2 separate regions of the Mus musculus genome follow, and region 1 is linked to region 2. A link is a loop called in an ENCODE intact Hi-C map of the cell type or tissue named here. Cell type or tissue: heart. All regions are shown on one strand. Links, peaks and the distances in the headings refer to the core of each region. The heading gives the core; the rest is flanking DNA. Region 1 holds the start of Hgsnat (heparan-alpha-glucosaminide N-acetyltransferase). Region 2 overlaps Lsm1 (LSM1 homolog, mRNA degradation associated).

What was found. Hi-C counts contacts between places; a loop is a spot of excess contacts. Peaks named below come from ENCODE experiments on the same cell type or tissue, not always from the same donor. Only the 100,000 strongest peaks of a DNase experiment are listed, where the experiment ranks them.
Region 1: a loop joins it to region 2, with 2.9 times the contacts of the local background. A loop is called at or near these places in 2 of 42 quality-filtered maps.

What each region holds. Positions count from the first base shown.
Region 1 is chr8:25,975,634-25,978,445 of GRCm38, forward strand. Hgsnat (heparan-alpha-glucosaminide N-acetyltransferase) reads right to left here and starts at 1,111. Exons shown (of 18, transcript NM_029884.1): 1 at 892-1,111. The coding sequence starts at 1,078. In heart, for the core only: a CTCF peak has its summit at 1,177; a DNase peak (open chromatin) is centred at 1,118; H3K4me3 peaks cover 1,589 bases; H3K27ac peaks cover 2,031 bases.
Region 2 is chr8:25,791,609-25,794,420 of GRCm38, forward strand. It overlaps Lsm1 (LSM1 homolog, mRNA degradation associated), which reads left to right. Exons shown (of 4, transcript NM_026032.1): 2 at 549-617; 3 at 2,069-2,184. Among named protein-coding and RNA genes, the nearest start is that of Lsm1, 7.4 kb to the left of the region's middle. In heart, for the core only: a CTCF peak has its summit at 963 (motif pointing right); no DNase peak of the experiment used is centred there.

The sequences.
Region 1 (2,812 bases), core at 188-2,687, 180 kb after region 2:
GCAACTACTCTTCACCCTATACAACAGCATCCTTTCCTGGACAGAATGGCTGGATTTCTACTTCTTAGTCTTTAGTAGTATGTTTTACGCTTAGATTTGCCATGTGGGTTTTAGGCTCAGAAAGAGCTTGACATTGTTACTATATAATTTGGGAGCATGTAGAGTCCCTCAGGCCTAGCTGAACGTCAGAATTGCCCCCCCAGGAAGCTTCAAATAAGAGCAGCAGTGAAAAGTTCAAACACCCTGGCCAGACCCCAAACTCAGCAGGATTTTCTTTTAACTCTCTCCTCCCAAGGACGGGTTGTAATTGCAAATTGTAACTCACACCGTTCTTCGTGCTTTTTGCATTGTTTCAATGTCTTTTTTAAAGTTTGGAAGCTGAAGGGGTGTTCAACACAGGCACCACATTCCAATTTCTATACAGAAAAGGGGATGAGATGGATAGGAAAAAGGCAGGTGACATACCTTGCCAGGTGACAGGCCCTATCCCAAACAATGCATAAAGGTAAGGGGTGGGGGTTTGGGGTAGAAGTGGGTGTTCACTTGCCTCAGTCCTCGACCCAAACTATCCTCTCGATAGGAGTTTGTGAAATGGAGTTGCGGGACCCTATGAACCTTCAGACCTGAGTCAAGAGAAGTCCCAGAATTCCTATTTTTTCACCCTTCCCCCTGGTGAATTCGGAGACGGACAGAGCACCCAGCCCCAAGGTCCTTCAACTGAACCTGGGAAGCCAGACCCGGGTCGCGGCTCCTGCGACGCCGGCACTGCGGTCCACCCCAGCGTGGACCGGGCGCGACGCTCAAGTCCTGCGCCCCGCGGGCCGTGGGGAGGTCCGGGGCAGGCCCACGCACGGTCCCCGCTACCCCTAGCCGTGGGGGCCGCTCGCTCACCTGGCTCCGCCCGGCGGCCGGGGGCCAGCAGCGTGGCGCTCAGCACCGACCCGGCCAGCAGCAGCGCTGCCAGCGCCGGGCCCGCGCCCATGCCTCCCACAGCCTCTCTCCGGGAGTTGCGCTCTGTCCCCGCAGCCGAGCTGCGCTCTTCTGCCCGGCGCCTGCGCGAGCTCGACCCGCCCGTCATCGCCCGCTCCCGTGGCGTCACCGCTCCTGTCCCGCAGGGGATGGCGGGGAGAGGGCGGGGCCGCTCCCTCCTAGGCACGCCCCGCGGAAGCTTCCTAAGCCCCGCCCAGCTGGGAAAGCATGCGTCCAGCTAGTGTCCACCATAGGAGGGCAGCCAGGCTGTTTTCTACCCTCTGCACAGTGTTTCTGTCCCATCGGGAGAAAACCGCAAAAGAGTGGTCTTTGCTTTCCCAGTCATCCACTCCCTCACCATTCCCTGAACGTTCTAAATTCTTGCATCTTAGCCTTTCAACGTACAGATACGTGTTACTCACCTTCTAGGAGAGTCCTTAGTAAAAATGACTACAGAGCTTCCCCCTTACACGCACAAACTCTGGGCGTTCACTACCTAGAGTGAATGATACACCCCTTAAAAGGTCTCCTGTTTCTGGCCTTGCACAGGTTGCTGCCAGTCTGTGGAAGTTTAAGGTGTCCAGGGATGAGGACCTTATAAACCACACTGCTGTCTGTATTCCGGGAGAAACCATCACACGCGAAAGAGGGCAGGCATGATGTTTGTAATAAAATTGTAGTTGCAAAATCGTGTGGGCAATCTGAATGGCCGTCAACGAGACAGCATCGCGCCATGCAGCAGTGGAAATGAACAACAGATCTTCCCATTTCCACCTGTGAGAGGCTTCCATAGGATGATGAAGGGGAAACTGGTTGCACTTAGCTTTGTAATGAGTTTATTTACTTTTTTTGATGGACTCATTTACAAATTCAACTATGCAAAGAAACATACCAGCAACCTCATTTAAAGAATCACATTCTTTTGTTACTAAACACAACAGTGGTCAAAATTATAACGTATAGAATGGATCCCAAGATTTAATGGAAAAAAGAAAAAACAAAACAAAACACCCTGTGCTGAAAAGTTTCAGGTTCCAATGTCACTGAATCCAGTTCTGAACATGTTTCTTAATATTTCTTTGTAATGGATCCCCAGACTGGAGCACAACTGCCTTAGTGAAAGACCCATTCATGTTCTATAATCAGCATATAAAATGTAGCACCCACCAAAACTAAAACAAAGGCCTAAATCCATCAAAACCCATAGTTCTGGGAAAGTCTCTAAAGATAATAACCTTGGTTTTGGCTTTTGGCTAACTGTTCTTTTTAACTAGAGTATTGCAACACAGGGTATAGTGTTGTGCTAAAGAGTTCACCAGCTAATAAGGACTTCCTATTGGCTTAAACCCATATCCAAGTAGTCTTCTCTGGTGGACTCCCCCACAATATGTTAGAAATATGTTCTGGGTCACAAAGAAAGAGACCATCACTGCACCCGAAGTGTCTGGACAAGGCAAACTACTTTCCTCTCGATCAAGGGTGTGCTCTGTGTGTCACACTTAAACACAGCGAGATAGAAATGAATCTGGTTTTTATTATAGCTCAGGGAGTGGCTAGAGCCCGACTTCACAATCTTATCCATTTAGCTAGTCTGAAAAAGACTGGCCCACAGGAAATGAAGGAGGAAGAGGAAAGGTCTCGCTGTACTCAAGAAAAAAGAGTCACTGCTCCAGGCTGTTAAATTCCTAAAATAAGTGCAGTGGGCCTTTATGGAATCCAAAGGGTTTACTGGGTAGGGAGGATTAAAACATTCTCATAAAAGTCTTACAAGGTGGGGGAGATTAAATTTTTTTTTTAAATTCCCTGTCCTAAACATGTTTTGTATTGATAGAAAAGATTCATA
Region 2 (2,812 bases), core at 23-2,522:
AGAGGTCCTGGGTTCAATTCCCAGCAACCACATGGTGGCTCACAACCATCTGTAATGGGATCTGATGCCCTTCTTCTGGTGTGTCTGAAGACAGCTACAGTGTACTCCTATGTATAAACTACATCTTTTTTTTAAAAAGGAGGGAGGGGCTTCTAGGTTATCCTAAATATGAGCTCCACTAGGTTAGTAAAACCCTCTCAGAAAAATAAAAGCCATCTAGACTAAGCTTCTCTATTTAAGGTAGAGAAATTATATGATGCTAAAAGGGTTGACTGTAACATCAGGGCCAGAACCACTTGCTTTCCTGGCTACTCAGTGTCCTTTTCTAGCTCAACAGCACTAACTGCTCCAAGTCTCTGCAGTACTGATGTCATTTAAATCCCAGGCTACAGTCTTCCATCCCGTGTTTTACACCGAGCTCCATACTAAATACATTAGAAGAGGGTCTGGTACAGCTTAGACAACTATTAACTGAATTTTTATTGATACTGTATAAGTTCACTGAAACTGACACCTTTGTTTTAATAGATCTTTTCTCCTTTTCCCAGAAAAGCACTTGGTCCTACTTCGAGATGGAAGAACACTTATAGGTTTTTTAAGAAGCATTGATCAATTTGGTATGTATTGGTTATGATCCCAAAAAATTTTTTTGCACTGCTTCATACTGAAATTTACTTATCTAACTTTTCCACATGTATCAGCCTAATGGAAGTGTTGGGGTGAGTAATTTTTTTTTTTTTTTTGGCTTTTGGTTTTTCGAGACAGGGTTTCTCTGTGTAGCCCTGGCTGTCCTCGAACTCAGAAATCCACCTGCCTCTGCCTCCCAAGTGCTGGGATTAAAGGCATGCGCCACGAGTAAATTGTTTTAGAGTTATGATTAGGTGTTTCAAAACCTTGTATGTTCATTCACAAAACAAGTTTGTATTCTAAAACTGATTTACACTTATTTTCCCCACTAGAGGGCGCCAGGTGACAGGTTTAAAGTTAGTCTTAAAATCATTTCCTGGAGGTAATCCTTCCCTGTCCAGTGAGAATAGGGTCGAGGCCATTTCCCGAAACTCTTGTTGGGGGCAGAACACAGATAAACTCAGTAGTTTACATACAGGAATACATCAGATTTAGTCATCTGTCTGCACTTTCTGAAGGAAGAGATCTGTTTCTCCCTTTGGTGTAAGAAACCTCTCCGTTCACACCGACACTTGCTGGTCATCTGCTGGGTTCCTGGATTTGAATGTGAGGGCAAACATAGGAGGCCTAAACAGCCAGCTGTGCGCCTGGGTCCCAGGGACTTACGGGTAGATCAAGAGGGTCACTTTGGAAACAGATCAAACCAAAGCAAAACAACTTCTGTTTTACTTCAAGGAAGACAAATAGTACTAATTCAAAGGAGAAAAAGATTTTTAAGAAGAAAATGTTCTAAACCTTAAGTTAAATTCATGTAAGTGCTATGAAGAGATAAAAAGCAAATTCCTAGATTACCATGCATGATTATATAAATCGTTGTTGTGTCCTAACCCATAAAATTTAGTTTGGATTACATGAGTCCTAATTACTAAAAACTATTAAATCTCACTAAAGTCATCACATACATATATTCACACAGTAAGGAAGCTCTCCTTCTAAAAATGCAGACTTTCAATCTTAATAGTTGGCTAGGCTCTAGTTTTCCAGCTTCCCACTCATTTATATTTCCTAGGGACCATGTTGATACTGGCAGGAAATGATACAGAAGTAACTTATTCCTACCATCAGTTGTTCATTAGCACAGCAGAGTCGGAAATGCTCTTTACTTGTTTGAAAGTCTCCTAAAACTGAACATGCCTGTAGTCTCAGCGTGTATAGCATGTGAAGCAGGAGAATCACCACAAATGCTACATCAGGACTTCCAGGCCAGCTGAGGCTAGAGTGGGACCCTGGGACCCTGCCCCCCCCACCCCCAAATAAAACAAATTCTCATATATGGCTTGTCATAACTGATAAAATTTTAAAAATAACTAAATAATTTAGTTATAGACTTTATAATCAACAATGTCAACTAAAGATCTGTTTCTTCTTTGTGTGCTTATAGCTAACTTAGTGCTCCATCAGACTGTGGAGCGAATTCATGTGGGCAAAAAGTACGGTGATATTCCTCGAGGGATTTTCGTGGTCAGAGGAGAGAATGTGGTCCTACTAGGAGAAATAGTAAGTGAGACTGTTAAACTGCTGTGCGTCTGGGTATTGATGTTGGCTGCTGCTTTCCAATTTACCAAGCTTCCCACAGGAAGCTGGCAACTAGGGAAGCTGTGGTTGCCAGAGCAACACTACAGAAAGTAATTAATGTTAGTCTGTGACCTTTGGCATTTTAAAGATTTGATTTCACTCGCAAAATATTGTTGACTTTGTCGGATAGAAAACAATATTGCTGGTGTTTGCTTCAATAGCACTTATACTAAGGTCCAAACAGTACAAAGATTAACATGGCCTGTGCAAGGGTGGCACACATTCTCTCAACTGGAAAGAAAGAGACAGCATTGCTAGGTATGGTGGCACATGTCTAAAATCCCAGCAGTTAGGAAGCTGTGGTAGGTGGAACTCCTCTAGTTTGAAACTGTCTTAGTTAGGGTTTTACTGCTGTGAACAGACACCACAACTCTTATAAAGGGCAACATTTAATTGGGGCTGGCTTACAGGTTCAGAGGCTCAGTCCATTGTTATCATGGTGGGAAGCATGGCACCTTGCAGGCAGGCACGGTGCTGGAGATGCTAAAAGTTGTGCATCTTGTTCCAAAGGTCAGCAGCAGAAGACTGGCCTCCAGGCAGCTAGGCTGAG